2 separate regions of the Homo sapiens genome follow, and region 1 is linked to region 2. A link is a loop called in an ENCODE intact Hi-C map of the cell type or tissue named here. Cell type or tissue: left ventricle myocardium inferior. All regions are shown on one strand. Each heading gives the region's core, and the rest is flanking DNA. Links, peaks and the distances in the headings are about the cores only. Region 1 overlaps RUFY3 (RUN and FYVE domain containing 3). Region 2 holds the start of LOC124900900 (small nucleolar RNA U13).

What was found. Peaks named below come from ENCODE experiments on the same cell type or tissue, not always from the same donor. Only the 100,000 strongest peaks of a DNase experiment are listed, where the experiment ranks them.
Region 1: a loop joins it to region 2, with 2.0 times the contacts of the local background. A loop is called at or near these places in 2 of 110 quality-filtered maps.

What each region holds. Positions count from the first base shown.
Region 1 is chr4:70,755,379-70,765,059 of GRCh38, reverse strand. RUFY3 (RUN and FYVE domain containing 3) reads right to left here. Exons shown (of 18, transcript NM_001037442.4): 2 at 2,368-2,541; 3 at 1,391-1,508; 4 at 484-585. Among named protein-coding and RNA genes, the nearest start is that of RUFY3, 38 kb to the right of the region's middle. In left ventricle myocardium inferior, for the core only: CTCF peaks have their summits at 4,906 and 5,153 (motif pointing right); no DNase peak of the experiment used is centred there; H3K27ac peaks cover 714 bases.
Region 2 is chr4:70,808,900-70,819,283 of GRCh38, reverse strand. GRSF1 (G-rich RNA sequence binding factor 1) reads left to right here. Exons shown (of 10, transcript NM_002092.4): 10 at 1-3,501. It overlaps LOC124900900 (small nucleolar RNA U13), which reads right to left and starts at 7,038; the gene lies at 6,938-7,038. In left ventricle myocardium inferior, for the core only: no CTCF peak of the experiment used is centred there; no DNase peak of the experiment used is centred there.

The DNA of each region.
Region 1 (9,681 bases), core at 340-8,339, 55 kb after region 2:
TCCACCGCCACGCCCGGCTAATTTTTATATTTTTTTAGTAGAGATAGGGTTTCGACATATTGACCAGGCTGGTCTCAGACTCCTGGCCTCAAGTGGTCTGCCCACCTTGGCCTCCCGAAATGCTGGGATTACAGGCGTGAACCACTGCACCCGTCCAATTTTGTGCTATATTTGAATTTAATGCTACATGTCAAGTTCTTGTCTTATTGAGCCTGGGCACATGCTAAGGTGCCTTCTGTTTTCTAGAGGTAAGTCTTGGCCTGCCTTGGAAAGGACCAATATATGCCACAGTGACAGACAGAACACACATAACATAAATCATCCATTTGGGAGGATATGTGTGTGAGGTATGAGAGAAAGTATCAGTGAAGCTGTTATGAATCAAATGTTTCTGATCTACAAAAATAGTGAACTTATATGGTTTGACTTTATACGATGTAGAACATACCAAGGAAAGAAGAAAGTTCAAGAAGGTGTTCATACCTGAGAAGTTCTTTCTTATTGATCAAAGCTTTCATATATTCTGAAAGTTTCTTTTGCATTAATGCCAAACGAAGCCAGGCTCTTCCTCTACCTACTGGTGTCCTACAAAAACACAGAAATCAAACAACTGAAAACATAAGCACCAGAAGCAAAGGCTACAGTAGAATCAGTTCACTTATTCTTGCTAATGGTATTCCAGTGTAACAAGCACACTGAGGTGCTCCTCAGGACCTCTCCCAGTACATTCCCATGCAAGGAATTTTTGTGTGTGGGCTAATGTGACCCGGAACAAATGCTTTCAAAAAGAATTACTGAATGTAACTACAATTTGAAGACACAGCCTCTGGGAGACCCAACTAAAAATGTTCCATCAGATCAATAATAGCAAATCCTTATAAATTCAGTGTGGATTATATAAATGTCCAAAGCATGAATGTGGACACAGGCAATCTAGGCCTCTGTCTGATTAAAATTAAACCAGTCTCATTTGGGAAGGTGGTCACTACTTTATAGTTCTAAGGCAGGCTACAGTCACTAGCTCTTCAGGTTAATTTGACAGCTGTTTTAATCTTGACTCTCAAACCCACTGAATACCTTTTTTCCCTAAGTCAAGTACAGCATGCCACCCCCTTAGATATGATTCTCCCAAGTGCTTTAAAAAATAAGCAAATGTTTGGCATTTCAACAAAAAGACAATCTCTCTTAGATGAATAATTATCCCTCAAGAGCACATTTTTCTCAATATTCTGTATACCAATTCTCTCCTGTCAGCACCTATTCATGACATCATGCATTTTGGATTGTTATAAAATAAATTATTCGTACATAATTGTCTTTAGTCTTGCTCTTCAAGGGATAGTTAATAAGAATGCTGTTCCTGAGAAATGGAATTCAACCTTAGACTTACTTAAGTCCTGGAAGATCTTTAACACTTGCTGTTATCTCTGCGGCTTCTGGAACAAGCTTTTCTACCAGTTCTAGAGGCCCCCAGAAGGATTTATTTTGTCCGAGAAAAGTTTTTTTAGCTAAGGCAACAAAAATAAAGCAGTATTTTAATATTCTTTACAACATAAGCGCACTCTCAATACACACACACATACACACACAACTTTTCAGGAAACCAATCCTAGGTTATAAGATGGTTTTGGATTCATTCATGCTTTTAGAATAGATAATATTTTGTGAAAATAAAAAAATTCTCTACTTCCCAAGACTCAGCCCTTCTTCTTTCACAAACAGTTTGTGGCCTAGCCCTATAATATAATAAAACATTTTAACAATTTAGTGCCTAAAATTGTGTGGTATTAATGAAGAAAACAGCTCAATAGAAAAGAATATGTAATCCAGAAATAGGCTATGGAATATTGGGAAGTTGGTAAGCATAGGCATACAGATTTAAAAAAAACAATCAAACAAAAAACAACAAGAAAAGAATATTGAGAAGGCAAGAAGAAAGGAAACAAGGGTGAACAAGACCAGTTACTGCCCTCAAAAGCTTATAGTTAAGTGGAAAGAACACTGACCCAAGAGTCGGGAGACCTGAGTTCTAGCACCTACTCTGCCACAACTCAATGTGTGACCTTGACCAAGTCATGTCTCATTCTGGGCAGGCCTATTTCCACCTGTCAAACAGAACTACTGTACTGTACTTGATTACTTATAATGGCCCCTCCAACTGTAACATTTAATGATCTGTATTTTTAAAGCCCTATAAGTCCATTGAGTCAACCATAACCCTGCTCCTATAAAAGACTGCATTCCAATGGATTAATATTATTAATTCAAGCCTCTTATTCTTTGGCTCCACAAAGAATGCTTTCTTCTATAGTATGCATTGCTAGAAAACAGCTGCATGCATATTTGCATTTTGGGGTGATGGCCTACCTTTCAAGCCATGTTTCAGACAGTGCTCCATCACCACAAAGAATTGCTGGAGAGGTGCATAGTCAGAGTCAAGAGTCCTCCCCAGGTTCAGAGCTGATTCAATCAAGCCCTTGATACTCAGCTTGGCCATGTTCATGAGGTTCATGCGTTCATTAGCCATGAGATAATTAGGATCTGCAGCCAAAGGGGAAGAAGATGAAGGCTGGTTACTAGAAATAGCACATTTTAAAATTCAGTATTAGTTGTATTCTTCTCCACCATGTACTCACTGTGAAAAAAAATGCCAGTTTCCTTTAAGAATATCCTCAATGAAGCAGTAAAATGAACTATTTTATCAAATCTCAAGCCTTGAGTAGTCTTTTCTTTCTTTTTTTCTTTGAGACAGGGTCTTGCTCTGTTGCCCAAACTGGAATGCAGTGGCATGATCATAGCTCACTGTAGCCTCAACCTTCTGGGCTCAAGTAACCCTTCTGTCTCTGCCTCCCAAGTAGCTGGAACTATAGGCGCACGCCATCACACTGGCTAATTTTTGTATTTTCTGTAGAGACATGGTCTCACTTTGTTGCCCAGGCTGGTCTTGAGCTCTTGAGCTGAAGCGATATTCCCACTTCGACCTCCCAGAGTGTTGGGATAATACGCGTGAGCCACCATGCCTGGCTGAGTAGTCTTTTAATAGTCTCACCACCACCTCTGCTATCACCCTAACCTAAGCATCTGTCATAACTCCCTACTGTACTACCTTCACACTGCTCTCTCTGCTTCCATTCTTGCCTACCCCTCTTTTCTCTGCATAATTTGTGAAGTGCTCTAAAAATAAAGCCCCAATGTAGGAAAAAAAGGGTAAAGGGCTTAAACAAACTTTGCATTATGGTATTTTATTATTCTTTAAACTATGCACTAGCATTATTAGTATAATGCAGTACTAGAACTTAATCAACTCCCACATTTTTAAGTCTTAGCATACAGTGTATGGCTCTCATCAACCAGATGGATAAACTATTTGGGGAAAGGGGCTAAGTGACACATTTTATTGTACTCATTACCTTCATTTATTGGTGCTTACACTGTGCCAGCACTGTGGGCTACCTCTTACAATTATGATCTCCATCTCTCCTTACAACATGCTGTGAGACAGTCACCAATACAACAATTTTACAGGGAAGGAAAATGAGACTTAGAGAGTAAAGCTTCAGCTGCTCTGCCCTGACTCACTGTATGACCTCGGGCAAGTCACCATCCCATTTTAGGTCAATCAAATAGTTGCAGCCGGCCCATGGGCACAGACAATAATAAATGACAGAGCCAGAGGCCAGACTCCTCCTGACCATTCTTTTACATGATTATTTTACCTACTTATTCTCTCATCATATTTAGGTATTCTCCCTTCTTTCCGGTGCTAAAGCAGGCCCATAATAGCTAGGTGGTCCAAGGTGTAACAGTTTATAAGTGGCAGAATCTGGACCTGGATCTGACGTGAAAGCTAATGCTCTCTTTACCTTATGCCATGTATATCCTCCCAAACACCAAATATACCAAATTTGTACTGAAAACTAAAGAAGGCCTAGAGCTCTATGATGTATTCCATTTCTTCTTAGGAAGACTAAAAATACTAATAAGGCTATGCTTCCATAATACAAATAAGCCACTTAGCAAAAAACAGACTGTTTAATGCAAATTATCCCAAGCAATTTTCTTCATACAAGGTTTTTATTTATATCTGCTTTCAAAGTTAAATGAGCAGAGTCAAATGGTCAAATTCCAAATTAATCTTCTCATTAAGTTTAAGGACTTACGGATTTGCAATTCCAACTATATAAATCTTGGTTTGTTGTTATGTTGTCTGAGGTTACTTTTGGAGAAACACTTTATGTGAGAGTCAGAATTGGTATATATCACCATTAATTCTTTCTTGCATAACAACAAATGTTTTAGGGCCATAGTTTAAATGTGGCCATAGCTTAAATGTAGATCAACTTGTCAAGGGTAGTATTCTCACAAGAGGACAGCAAAATACATGGAAAACTATGCCCTGAAAGACAGCCATGAAGAAAACTATCAGATATTAATTTCCATTTATTACCAGCATGTATGTACATTCTAGTGTTTCTGACCTCCTATAATTACTCAAAAAAAAAAAATAGAGCTGGGGTGTGGGTATGAATATGTGTAGAGGGCTACTAGCCTTCCCACCTGACACCTCCCAATAGATGGCAGGAGACTATGGTTGGTACTAGATAACTGCCTGCCCATAACTTTGAGGCATTCACTCTGCCTCAAGCCTGTAGACCATTAATTCAGGAACTTATAACAAGATTAAACAATGCTGCTAGTCAAAGTTTACAAGCTGATTCCAACGTAGTGAGAACTAGTCATGTGGTGAGAGATAGACTTGGGTTAAGTAAAAAATATCATATTGAGACATTTTTCCAGAAGTAGTGATAGATTTATACCAACCCATCTACATTTTCTCATCTTGTTCTTCTTATAATCTGCAGCAGAAATGTTTAAGACATCTGGCTGAGGTCTGGAGTGCATGAACTACAGACAGGTTAACTAGCGTCTATGGGAATTAAATTTCTGATATCATGGACTCCATTAGTAAGGTGCTACAATCTATTTAAACTAACTTCCATCAAACATAAACAACCTACCCATTCTTTAAAAAACACTACTCTCAACCTTGGCACTGTTGACATTTTAAGCTAGATAATTCATTTTTATGGGGCTCTGTTCTGAAAACTAATTTTCACAGCAACCCAGTAGTGGGTAACACTAGATGTCAGTAGCACTGACAACTGTTTTTGGTGGGTTAAGACAACCAAAAATGTCTCCAGACACTGCCAAATATTCTTTGGGAGATTAAATCAGGTCCTTCCACATTGAGAACTACTAATCTAAACAAATGAAAGTGAAACAAAAATCTGTTATAGTAATTTGATTGTTAGAGATAAGAGCTTAAAAGTAACAATTCACTCAGAATGGCTATTACTAACAAGACAAAAAATAAAAAATGCTGGTGTGGATGCAGAAAAAAGGGAATTCTTATACACTGTTGGTGGGAATGTCAATTAGTATAGCCTTTATGGAAAACTGTACGGAGGTTCCTCAAAAAACTAAAAGTAGAACTACCATATGATTCAGCAATCCCACTACCAGATATTTATCCAAAGGAAAGGAAATCGATATAACAAAGAGATAGCTGCATTCCCATGTTTAATTCAGCACTATTCACAATAACCAAGATATGAAATCAACCTAAGTGTCATCAACATGAATAAAGAAATGTGGTATACACACACACACACACACACACACACACATACACACACACACACAAATTCAGCCATAAAAAGAATGAAATCCTATGATTCATGGCAACATGGATGAGCCTAAAGGACATTATGTTAAGTGAAATAAGTCTGGGACAGAAAGATAAATACCACATGTTCTCACTCATATGTGGAAGCTAAAAAAGTTGAGCTCATAGAAGTAGAGAGTAGAATTGTGATTATTAGAAAATGAAAAGAGTATGGAGGAGGGGAAGATAGGGAGAGGTTGGTTAACAGATGCAAAGCTACAACTAGATAAGATGAGTAAGTTCTAGTGTTCTGTAGCATTGTATGGTGACTATAGTCAATAATTTTCTTTTTTTTTTTTGAGACAGAGTCTTGCTGTCGCCCAGGCTGGAGTGCAGTGGCACGATCTCGGCTCACTGCAAGCTCCGCCTCCCGGGTTCATGTCATTCTCCTGCCTCGGCCTCCCGAGTAGCTGGGACTACAGGCACCCACACCACGCTGGGCTAATTTTTTGTATTTTTAGTAGAGATGGGGTTCCACTGTGTTAACCAGGATGGTCTTGATCTCCTGACCTCGTGATCTACCTGCCTCGGCCTCCCACAAGTGCTGGGATTACAGGTGTGAGCCACCACGCCTGGCAATAATTTTTTTTTTTTTATATTTTCAAATAGCTAGAAGAGAGGATTTTGAATATTCCCAAAATTAATAAATAAGTGTTTGAGGCAAGAGATATGCTAATTACCCTGATTTGATCATTACATTGTATACATGAGCCAAAATGTCAGTCTGTATCCCTAAATATGTATAATTATTACACATCAAAAATTTTAAAAAGAATATATTGCTCATTGTAAATGAACACAAAAGCTAAAATGAGTATTATTTAATTCTTATTATTAACATTTTTGTGCTGAATAGTATACAAAAGTATGGCTATTTAGTCTTGCTATGTTGCTCAAACTGGTCTTGAACTCCTGGCCTCAAGCCATCCTCCCATGTTGGCCTCCCGAAGTGCTGGGATTAAAGGTATAAGCCACTACACCTGGCCTACAAATAATGTTGGCTGCTAATAATGAATATTAAATCATTAACCTGATTTGTCACAGAATATTTTCTATTCAACATTACTTGTCTTAAATACTATTCAAGTGTAAAATGATTTTGCAAAACTAACCTATCCTGTTAAAAAGGGCTGCAATGACCTGACAGAGTATGGAGGGGCTTCTGAGGGCAGGTGAATTTCTGTTTGTTGGTATGGGTGTTTATTATGCAAGCATGTTGTGTGTGTAACATTGTACTGAGCTGAATACTTATAATATAGGATTCTTTTCTGTGTATTTTGTACTTTTAACTATATAAAGTAAAAAAAGATTCTGTTATATTGTATAAGCCAGAAAGCCATTTTAAAACATGCATGACTTTCATGATATCATCAGTCAAGCTTTTCCTATGAGAAAAATGATTTAAAATTTTAAAATGTTCACAACACTGGCATTTAACACTATCATTCCAATAGAGAACTTTCATGCAATTATTTTTTTCAATACATATTGAACATCTACTATGTGTTAGATATTGTTTTAATGCTAGAAATACAGAGGTAATAATAGACTTAGTCCCTGCCATCAAAGTGCTTACTATTTATCGCAGTTGGTTAATACAAACTTATAGAGAACAAATAGGGCAGTGTACAGCAAACACCTGAAATTTCAGGATAAACATAATCATATTTAACAAAGATCAATTTTATTCCAGGACAAATATTTTATTTTATTTTAATTTTTTAATTTTTCAGATGGAGTTTCACTCTTGTTGCCCAGGCTGGAGTGCAATGGCGCGATCTTGGCTCACTGCAACCTCGTCTTCCTGGGTTCAAGTGATTTTCCTGTCTCAGCCTCCCAAGTATCTGGGATTACAGGCATGTGCCACCACGTGCGGCTAGTTTTGTATTTTTAGTAGAGACAGGGTCTCACCATATTGGTCAGGCTGGTCTCAAACTCCTGACCTCAGGTGATCCACCTGCCTCGGCCTCCCAAAGTGCTGGGATTACAGGCATGAACCACCGCGCCCGGCCCAGAACAAATAATTTTAAATGTTCCATTTGTTTTGTTTTGATTTTTGAGGCAGGATCTTGCTCTATCACCCAGGCTGGAGTGCAGTGGCACGATCACAACTCACTGTAGTCCCAATCTCCCAGGCTCAAGTGATTCTCCCATCTCAGCCTCCTGAGTACCTGGGATAATAAACAGGTGTGTGCAACCATGCCCGGCTAATTTTTTTTTTATTTTTTGTAGAGACAGGGTCTCCCTATGTTGCCCAGCTGGTCCCAAACTCCTAAGATCAAGTGATCCTCTCACCTCAGCCTCCCAAAGTAATGAGATTACAGGCATGGGTCGCCATGCCCAGCTAATTAAAAAAATTTTTTTTTTGTTAAATGACATAAACCTATTCTATGGAAATGTTAGTTTTCTACATTTCTTAAAACTAAGATAATTGATGTCATTAATTTAGGGTTTCAGGCAGGCTGTAAGCATAATACAATTTCCTCTGACATTGGGTGCACTTCTGTGGAGAAGACTGAGAAGTACTGCAACTACACTGCAGTAAGAACTCCAACAATGGTATATACAGGATACCAGGGGAATATGCATAGGAGAAAGGTATCTGACCTGGCTCCCTATTTTTCCTTCAATTTTAGGGGCCCCGTGTGTTTCTATAAATCCTCAGAGGATGAGACTTTTGAGTTCAATCTTAAAGGATAAAAAGAAAGGAGTCACGTAAGGAAGGGGTAGCAGTAGAGATGTGAAGGGAACAGGATGGAAGGAATAGCTTAGGTAAAGGTACAGAAGTATGGAAGAACATAACATACACAGAAGAAAAACAACACTGAAAAAATGCCAGGGGTTTAAGTATTAGAGATGAGACAAGAGAAAGAGACAAGGGCAGACTGCTAAGGACCTTGTTTAAGGAGTACAGATTTCACCTTAAAGTCAGTGAAGACTTTAACGTGGGATGTGATGTCACAAATTTGAATTTTAGAGAAGCCATTCTTGCATCCTTTTGGAAGATGATTGGAAGGGTGCATGAACTCAAAGCTGAGGGGCAAGTAAGGGTCTACTGCAATGGCAGAGGAAAATAAATAATAAAGGGTAGAACTAGAGCAGTGGGGCTGTATGGAGAAGAGGGAGTCAGCATGGAGAGACATTCTGGGGTAGAACGTTAGCATTTCATAGCTTGACTATCTGGACATAGTCAAGGAGAATGGAGAGTAACTTCCCTATTTGTAGTTTTGGCGATTAGATGGACGATGGTGCAGATCACATTGGTGGGGAATACAGCAAGAGCACTGGACTAAAGAAATCATGTGGAAGTGACTATAGTTAAAATAATACATTATGTTGACTGGTTCTCAAATCAATGTTCTTTTTTTCCTTTTTTTTTTTTTCGAGACAGAATCTCGCTCTGTCACCCGGGATGGAGTGCAGAGGCGTGATCTCAGCTCACTGCAAGTTCCGCCTCCCAGGTTCACGCCATTCTCCTGCCTCAGCCTCCTGAGTAGCTGGGACTACAGGCACCTGCTGCCACGCCCGGCTAACTTTTTGTATTTTTAGTAGATACGGAGTTTCACTGTGTTAGCCAGGATGGTCTTGATCTCCTGACCTCGTGATCCGCCCGCCTCAGTGTCCCAAAGTGCTGGGATTACAGGCATGAGCCACCGTACCCGACCTCAATGTTCTTTCAAAAAGCATGTGATTCTTCACTGTATCTCTTCAAGACTGCTAATTTCCATATAAGGGTATTTTAATAAACTTTACAGAGTCATGTAGCTCATTTAGTTAATAGTGATGATAAAAGTGATCTGAAGTCATATAGCTAACAGTGACAGTGAGTCATATTGTTCTGAAAACAAATCATGTCACCAAGGTGCCATTTTATCTTCTTATAATGCAATGACTAATGTTCATACAGCAAAATCTTGAAATGTTTTCTAAATAATTGAAGGAAAAGAAAGATATAT
Region 2 (10,384 bases), core at 1-8,000:
TGTGATCTTTGTTGCTCTTTCACATTTGGTATCTGATTTGCTGTGGAAAAGATCTGTGGGGCCTACTGTGAGGAATTCATCTGCAATTGATTTAAGCTAATGAGTTTTATTTGCACATCTCTGGAAAAAGAATGCAAGCAAAGCATTAAAATGCTATATGATGGATGGGTAAGGTTGAAAGGATATATCTTCTTGGCACGCTACAGGCTGAGTTTTCTGTACAAAATGTGGCCATTATTGGGAAATCATTTTATGTATTTGAATGCTCCCTTTTGTTTTTGTTCATGATCTAGGCTAGTACGTAAGTGATTGCTAAGGTGGATGTAGTTATGGGAAAGGAAGAGAAGCACATAATACAGTAAAAGTAATCTTATTTCCATGCAAGTGGAAGACGGTACCGTCTCCCCACATTTGAGAAGACTGTTTTGCATCACTCTTTGCTATTGAAGGAAGCAGTGATGGTGAATTTCCTTCTGTTTGGGTTCCTTGTGTCTATAACTTCCTTTGTGGTAAAGCCATCAGGAAGAATAGTGGGAGTGGGGCATATGGTCAGGGTGCTCATATCCTGCTTTAGCCTAGCTGCTGCTTACGGAGTGCAAGGGAGAACTCTGAGAAGCAGTATGTAAATACCAGGGAGCTGATTGCTGAATATTGTGGTCTCATCTGAATATTGTGGTCTCATCTAAATATTGACACCAGGCAATGAAGCAGAAATAGAGTATGTGTCCCTTTATGCGTGGGTAACTTAAGCTTCTGTCATGTGGGAAGGGGGACCGAATCTTCCCTGGGAGGAAGGCTCCAAATTCTCACTACTTCTGTGTTACTTGAAGGGGGAAGCATAAGGAACCCAGTTTGAAGGCAACATTGTGTGCCATGAATCTGCTTATTAATCAACATGCCTTGTTAATGTCCTCTGCCCTGAACAGCCCTTACTCAGTTCTCATTTGGAAAGTTATTTTTTGGGGTTACATCCTGTTTGTTTCAGAATTTAAAACCCTCCATGGTGGGTCACTTGAGGTCAGGAGTTCAAGATTAGCCTGGCCAACTTAGTGAAACTCCGGCTCTACTGAAAATGCAAAAATTAGCCAGGTGTGGCACACGCCTGTAATCCCAGTTACTTGGGAGGCCAAGGCAGGAGAATCGCTTGAACCTGGGAGGCAGAGGTTGTAGCGAGCCAAGATCACACCATTGCACTCCAGCCTGGGCAACAGAGTGAGACTCTGTCAAAATCAAAAAAACCAAAATACAAAAAACTCCATTGTTCTGAGAGTTTCCCCTAAATTATCGGAAGACACTCACATTGAATTGGTAGGACCTATAGTATAGAGGAGAATGGTATGTATGTCAGCAGTAGAGTTCCAATCCAAATTGCGCTATCGCATTAGAAATACATTACCCTCCCACTCCCCAAGTTCAGCAAATTAGAAGAGAATCTGAAGTTTGTAGGAAGGGAATAAAGCTGCTATAAACATTTATGTGCAGGTTTTTGTGTAGACTCGTTTTCAGCTCCTTTGGGTAAATACCAAGGAACCAGGTTGCTGGATTGTAAGTTAAGAGTATGTTTAGTTTTGGAAGAAACTGCCAAACTGTTCCAACATGACTATTTTGAATTCCCATTGACAATGAATAAGAGTTCCTGTAGCTCCTCACCCTCATTAGTATTTGGTGATGTCACTCTTGCATTTTAGCTAATGGGTGAATAGTGGTCTCATCGTTTTAATTCCCAATCCCATAGTGATGTGGAGCACCTTTTCATATACTTAATCTGCCATCCTTATATCATCATTGGTGAGGTGTCTGGATTTTCTGTCCAGAATTTTAGTTCTAGTGGTTTTCTTATTTTTAGAAAGGAAGTATAGGAAGGAAGGTTTAATCTGTCTTAAGCCTGATTATATGAAAATCAAGAATAGGCTAGGTGTGGTGGCTGACATCTGTAATCCCCGCACTTTGTGAGGCTGAAGTGGGAGGACTGCTTGAGCCTGGGAAGTCAAGCCTGCAGTGAGCCATGACTGTTGCTGCACTCCAGCCTGAGTGACAGAGTGAGACCCTGTCTCAGAAAAAAAAAAAGCAGGCTCATTTTAAAGTTGTTTATATTTTATTTTTTGAAGGAAATAAACTTGAAGAGATACAAACGGTAGTGAAGATTCTCCTTCCCCTCCTGTAATTCAGCTGTTTAGTTTCTATTCTCGCACAGCCCTGTTATCAGTTTCTAGTGTAAGCTTGCAGTGACTTTTACTTTATTTATAAGCAAGTGTTAGTGGGTGTTGTCATTTCTTTTAAAAATATAAATTATACTGTACATGCTATTTTGTATTTTGGCTTTTCTCCCACCTAAACACCCTAAAGATCATTTTCTGTCAGTATATAAAATCTTGGTGATGCCAATACCCATCCCTTAGATTGTACAAGCAGCATTTTGCCATGCTTTATCCCATAGCCTGCCTCCTGCAGTCTCATCTTTTTTTCTATATGCATGTCCAAGTAAGTTGTAGACATTTTTCACTTTTAATCCTTTCAGCATACATGTCATGGGAATTTGTTTTTGTTTTTGTTTTTTGTGTTTGAGACAGTCGCTCTGTCACCCAGGCTGGAGTTATAGTGACGTGATCCCAGCTCATTACAGCCTCCACCTCCCAGTTTCAAGCAATTCTCATGCCTCAGATTCCCGAGTAGCTGGGATTACAGATGTGCACCACCACGCCTGACTAATTTTTGTATTTTTAGTAGAGATGGGGTTTCATCATGTTGGCCAGGCTGGTCTGGAACTCCTGGCCTCCAGTCATTTGCCTGCCTCGGCCTCCCAAAGTGCTGGGATTACAGGCATCAGCCACCACACCCAGCCGTCATTGGAGTTTTTTTGAGGGAGATTTGCAGTAAGGTGAATAAATGTTAAGTGTATCATTTGATGAGGTTTTTTCTTTTTTTTTTTTTTTTTTTGAGATGGAGTCTTGTATCGCCCAGGCTAGAGTGCAGTGGCCTGGTCTTGGCTCACTGCAACCTCCACCTCCTGGGTTCAAGGGAGTCTCCTGCCTCAGCCTCCCGAGTAGCTGGGATTACAGGTGTGAGCCACCATACCCAGACTCATTTGATGAGTTTTGATGTAAAAGCATGTAACTCAAACCCCTATGTCTGGAACATCTGTATTACATCTGAATTTTTTCACCTAGTCAATTCCTGCACCTCTCTCTCCTGTCCCTTCTTCCCTCCCCTGGCAGTCAGCTACTGTTAGGATTTTGTTCACTGTAGATTAATTTTGCCTATTCTAGAACTTCATATAACGGACTCACTTATGCAGTATGTATTCTGTAAGTTCCTTTTACTCAGCATGTTTGTATGTTCATCAGTGTGTTTAAGCTTTGTTCCTTTTTATGGCTGAGCAGTGTTCTATGTATGAATGCCACATTTTAACGTTTCACCTGTTAGGTGAACAACTAACTGGTGAACAATGGGCTGTTTCTAGTTTGGGGCTATCATGAATAAAGTTGGTATGAACATGTACAACCTTTTTGTGAACCTACATTTTAATTTAATTTAATTTGGATAAGTATTTAGGAGTGAGATTATCCTGAGTTGATGTATTTTAAATTTTACTAGAAGACGACAAACCTTTTCCTAAATGGTTATCCTGGTTTACATTCCCAGAGTTCTAGTAGGTCCATATCCTTACCATTTGCTGTTGTCAGTCTATAATTTTAGCCATTGTGTAGTGGTATCTTCTGGTTTTAATTTGCATTCCCTGACAATGAATAGTACTTTTTCATAAGCTTACTAGCCATTTGGATATCTTTAGTAAAGTTGAAGTGTCTGTTTCTTCTCTTATTCAGGATGTTTTGCCATCCATTTATTTTTTTCTTATTTGCTGAAGAAATAAGATTAACCTGTAGGTTTCCATAATCTGAGTTTGGCTGATTGCCTTTGTGTGATGTTTATTAACCGCTTTTCTATTGGCTTTGGTCTTTTAACTAATCTGCAGGAGTACTTTGTTCCTATAGTGAGCTTTAAATACCTTTTCCCCCCAGTTTGTCCTCTTTGTTTGCTCATGATGGCAGAAACTATTTTTACATCGCTGAATTCTTAAATCTCCCCTTTTATAGTTTCAAGGTTTTATGTCAGCATTAGAACATCTTAGTGAAATGGTTCTGAAAGCACTTGGGGATAAAGCATGAAGGTGTATAACCAAAGTAGACTCTAGAATATGGATGGATTCATTGAAGGTCACAAGGATCACCAAGATATGTTTAAGAATCTTAATTTGAAGCCCACAGGCAAAATTTAACAAGTTTATTCAAAGACTTGTGATTTGAAAACATACCTGGTTATGGCCTGGCTTGGTGGCTCATTCCTGTAATCCCAGCACTTTGGGAGGCCGAGGTGGGCGAATCACCTGAGGCCAGGAGTTCGAGACTAGCCTGGCCAACATGGTGAAACCCTGTCTGTACTAAAAATATAAAAGTTAGCCGGGTGTGATAGTGCATGCCTATAATCCCAGCTACTTGGGAGGCTGAGGAGAATTGCTTGAACCAGGGAGGCAGAGGTTGCAGTGAGCCGGGATCACGCCACTGCACTCCATCCTGGGCAACAGAGTGAGACTCCGTCTCAAAAACAAAAACAAACAAAAATACCTGGTTATGATGGAAATAAAGAGGTTCTGAACCTTTGCTGCTGCTGCTTGACAGAAGATGGCAGACATTTGGGAATAAAGACCAAGAGCTAGGGAGACAAGTTATTAACAGTTTCTGATGGGCTGGCTGTTGATTCATTCATTTCTTGCCTCCTCAAGAAAGCAAGATGGGGCTGAGCATGGTGGCTCACACCTGTAATTCTAGCACTTTGGGAGGCCGGGGCAGGTGGATCACCTGAGCTTAGAAGTTTGAGACCAGCCTGGGCAACATGGTGAAACCCATCTCTACCAAAAATACAAAAACTAGCTAGCCATGGTGGCTCACGCCTGTAGTTCCAGCTACTCAGGAGGCTGAGGTGGGAGTATCACTGGAGCCTGGGAAGTGGAAGCTGAGATCACACAGGTTACACCACTGCACTCCAGCCTGGGTAACAGCAAGACAAAAATAAATTGCGGAATACGAGCAATGTTATGCTAGAAGAACATAGTATTTGTGATAGATGTTGTAATTGAATATGAATGATACTTTATTTTTTCTTAACTTTACCTTCCACCAGCTCACTCCATGAATGATACTTTTGTGCCATAAAGCAGCATCCAGAATGCTAAGTCATTACTGCTTTCTGGAGACTTGTACAGCTTTTTCACTGTACTTGCCCTTGCCCTTTGGAAGCCTGAGTTACCTCTTCTTTTCCATGCTTAATTAAGTCTTAGGGATCTGATATCCTCAGTGATGCTTACAACCGCTTGCTGGATTTTTTTTTTTTTTAAATATAGGGTCTCACTCTGTCGCCCAGGTCGGAGTGCAATAGCGCAATCTTGGCTCACTGCAACCTCTGCCTCCTGGGTTCAAGCGATTCTCCTATCTCAGCCTCCCGAGTAGCTGGTATTACAGGCATGTGCCACCACGCCAAGCCAATTTTTGTACTTTTAGTAAAGATGGGGTTTCACTACATGACTGGCCTCGAACTCCTGGCCTCAAGTGATCTGCCTGCCTCGGCCTGCCAAAGTACTGGGATTACAGGTGTGAGCCACTGCACCTGGCCTACTGGTTCTATTTTTAAATTAATTTTACATTTCAAGATAATTCACTGACTAAAGTTTGTGCCACTTATTCTAGGTGTAGAAATTGTGCTTGTCAGATACGTGGTTTCTGATTTGGTATATTGACTGGCATGCTTACAAGAATCTTTATACCAAAGTAGTGTGTTAACATCAAAATTAATCTGTTCCCAGCATGGGAGACCTGTCATCGATGACAGTTCCCAAACCAGCTATTGTCTAAGAATTATTAAGATTTGACTTGGGATAACTTTTTGGGTAATATATTAGGCTAAGTTAATTTGAAGGAAGTTTTACTGTAAATCAAAACAGGACCACTAAACTACTGAAATATAATTATTTAAAAACCGCCCCCATTTTTTGGTGAACAAAGCTGAAATGAGGCTGTAATGGAGAACCTCCTTTCACAGAATGGTTAAATGTCCTTTAAGAGTTTCATCATATGTTTTTATAACTTGACTTATAGTGAATGAACTAAGGACTTTGTCATAGTTCCGATCTGCTTATCAACCTTGCAAAACTTGGAGTCTATTTGGAAATAAGTAAGAACTCAAACTGCATTTAGGGATGAGTTCAGTCAGGTTCTATAGGGTTAGACCTATACTTGCTTTGAGTATGAAAGCACAATTTTTTAATATATAAACTTTATTTTAGAGTAGTTTTAGATCACTGGGTGTGGTGGCTCGTACCTGTAATCCCAGCACTTTGGGAGGCTGAGTCGGGCGGATCATGAGGTCAGGAGTTTGAGACCACCCTGACCAACATGGTGACACCCCATCTCTACTAAAAATACAAAAAATTAGCCGGGCATGGTGATGCGTGCCTGTAATCCTAGCTACTAAGGAGGCTGAGGCAGGAGAATTGCTCGAACCCGGGAGGCAGAGGTTGCAGTGAGCCGAGATTGCGCCATTGCACTCCAGCCTGGGCGACAGAGTGACACTCCATCTCAAAAAAAAAACAAAGTTTTAGATCTACAGAGACATTGCAAAAAGAGTACAGAGTTCCTGTATACGCCTCACCCACCTGTATACCTATTGTTAGTATCCTACATTACTGCAGGATATTTGTCACAACTAAGGAACCAAATTTGATACATTACTATTAACTAAATCCCACAGTTCAGATCTTTAGTTTTTTTCCAAATATTATTTTCATTCCAGGATCCCACAATTACATTCAGTTATGTCTCTTTAACCACCTCAGATGTTTTTGTTTTTAATGACTTCAGATTCCCAACCTTTTTAACTTTTTTCACGTCAGATGGGTAATGTCCTGATGTAACAAGGTGTGAAGGAGGCACATCTCACACAGAAGTGTGAAAGCCCAGTCGTCACGCTTATGAACTACAGAAGGATCCCAGACTTGTTTTTGATGACCATGACAGTGTTAAGGGGTACTAGCTGGTTTTGTAGAATGTTCGTAAGGTGAGGTTTTCTGATTGTTTTCCTTCTGGTCTTAGGAGGAAGACCACAAAGGGGCATTTTCATCACATCAAGGGTGCATATTTTTAATAGGGCTTATCACTCATTATATTAATACAAATTTTGATCACCTGGCCAAGATAGTGTTTGCCAGGTTACTATAAATTTTTTTTCTTCTTTACATATTGTACTCTTAAAGCAAGTTACTAAGCACAATCCATACTCGAAAGGTGGAGAGTTAAGCTCTATCTCCTTGAAGTGGTGAGGGGCGGGGGGTATCTACATAATTATTTGGGCTTTTTCTGTATAGGAGAGATGCTACCGCTCCATCAGGTCATATACACACATGGACTCATGGGTACTTACTTTATCCTTTGGGTTATAATCCTAAGGTGCATTATTTACTTTGTTGCTGAGATTTGTTTCATCTTTGGCCATTGGGCATTCTATCAGTTGGCTCCTGTGTCCCTTTCACATGCCTACATCCTTGTTTGTGGAACACTTCTTTACTTTCTGGCACTACAAGATGCCCTAGACCCAGAATCAGCCATTTCTCTAGGGAGCCCTGATTCCTTTTCTTGGAGAATGGTATTAGAAAACAAGATCTGGGCATTGGATGTACCCGTTGCTGCTGGCATGTCTGCTGCTAGGCCCTCTCAGTGAACAGAGATATATGCCTGTGTAATAACCCAAATAGACACACATAATTGTAATTACTTTCTGAATCCTTCCGGAAAACACAATTTTTTTTAAACTAGTAAAATATACATAAAACTTGCTGTTTTAACCATTTGTAAGCGTACATTTCTGTGGCATTAAGTGCATTCACATTGCTGTGCAACCATTACCACCATCTGTCACCAGAATTTTTCATCTTCCTCCAACACAAACTGTACCTATTAAACACTGACTCCCCATTCTGCTCTTCCTTAAGCCCCTGGGAACCATCATTTTACTTTATGCTTTGACTATTCTAGGTACTTAGTGTAAATGGAGTCATACAATATTTGTCCTATGTATGACTGGCTTATTTCACTTATCATGTCCTTAAGTTTCATCTATGTTGTAGCATGTGTCAGAATTTGTTCTTAAAGCTGAATAATATTCAATCGTATGCATATACCAAATTTTGTTTACCCATTCATCCATTGATGGATACCTGGGTTGTCTCTACCTTTCAGCTATTTTGAATAATAGGGCTGTAAACACTGGTGTACAAGTATCTGTATAAGTTCCTGCTTTGAATTCTTTGGGGTATATACCCAGAAATGGATTTGCTGGATTATATATGCTAATTGTTTTTTTTTCTTTTTTAAGAAATCACCATACTGCTGTACCATTTTACATTCCCACCAACTGTATACATGGGTTCCAGCTTCTCTATGTCCTTGTCAACACTTGTTCTGCTTTTTTGATAATAGCCACCTTAATAGGTTTATAAAGTGGTATCTCATTGTGGTTTTGATTTGTACACTTCCCCAGTGATTACTGATGTTGAGCTTTTCTGTACTTATTGGACATTTCTATATCTTTTTGCAAGAAGTGTCTATTCAAGTACTTTGCTCATTTTTTTCAGGCTTTTTATTGTTGCAGGATTTATTTGCAAATGTTTTCGCCCATTCCTTGGGTTGCCTTTTCATTCTGCTGATAGTGTCCCTTGATGCACAAATTTTTAATTTTGCTGAAGTCCAATCTGTTTTTCCTTTTGTTGCCTGTGCTTTTGGTCATACCCAGGAAATTACTGCTAAATCCAATGTCATGAAGCTTTTCCATTTTTTTTTTTCTTTTTGAGATTGAAAAAAAAGACAGGCTGCTTTTTTCTGTCTTTTCTTGCTCCGTCGCTCAGGCTGGAGTACAATAGCGCAATCGCGGCTCACTACAACCTCCGCCTCCCACATTCACGCAATTCTCCTGCCTCAGCCGCCTGAGTAGCTGGGATTACAGGTGCCCACCACCACACCTGGCTAATTTTTGTATTTTTAGTAGAGACGGGGTTTCACCATGTTGGCCAGGCTGGTCTCCAACTCCTGACCTCAGGTGATACACCTGCCTCGGCCTCCCAAAGTGCTGGGATTGCAGGCATGCACCACCACACGGGGCCAATAATTCTTTTTCTTCTTTTTTAAAGAGTTTAATGATTCTAGCTCTCTTTTTTCTTCCAACCTTAGTGGATGGAGCTAGTTCTTGATGGATTTTAAGTTAATATTTGTATATGGTGTAAGGGTCCAACTTTTTTTTGTATGTAGATATCCAGTTTTCCCAACACCATTTGTTGAAAGGACCCTATTTTCTCCACTGAATGGTCTTGGCACCCCTGTCAAAAATCTGACTATATGTGTAAAGATTTACTTCTAGGCTCTTTATTCTATTCCATTGGTTTATATGCTAATTTTTATGCCAGTACCATACTGTTGGTTACTGTAGTTTTGTGTTAAATTTTGAGATCAGTAAGTGAAGACTTCCAACTTTGTTCTTTTTCAAGATTATTTTGAGTATCGGGGGGGGGGGTCTCTTGACATTCTGTATGAATTTTAGGATTGATTTTTCTATTTCTGCAGAAATGTTGGGATTTTCATAGGGACTATTGAATCTGTAGATTACTCTGGGTAGTATTGACATCTTAACAATATTTATTAAGTCTTTGACTCCATGAAAATATGATACTTTTTTTTCTTGGCCTCCCAAAGTGCTGGGATTACAGGTGCGGGCCACCGTGCCTGGTGAAAAACATACTTTTATGTCTTCATTTTGTATGGCAACATTTTGAAGTTTTCAATGTACAAGTCTTTGCCTCTTTGGTTCAGTTTATACTATTGTAAATGGTGAAAAGCACAATTGTAAAGGAAGACAGATAGGCATACCATTAAGTCAAGGTATTCATGACTTGGTCTCCTTGCTTTTATGGGAGGCTGCACTGTAACTAAAGATCTTTGGGACGTTGTAAATTTTTTTTTTTTTTTTGAGATGGAATCTCACTCTGTTGCCCAGGCAGAAGTGCAGTGGTGTGATCTCGGCTCACTGCAACCTCCGTCCTGGGTTCAAATGATTCTCCTGTTTCAGCCTCCCCAGTAGCTGGGATTACAGGTGCACACCACCACACCTGGCTAATTTTTGCATTTACTTATTTATTTAGTTAGTTAGTTAATTTATTTTAGTGGAGATGGGGCTTCACCACATTGGCCGGGTTGGTCTCGAACTCCTGACCTCACGTGATCTGCCTGCCTTGGCCTCCCAAAGTGCTGGGATTACAGATGTGAGCCACCGCGCCCAGCCTAAATTT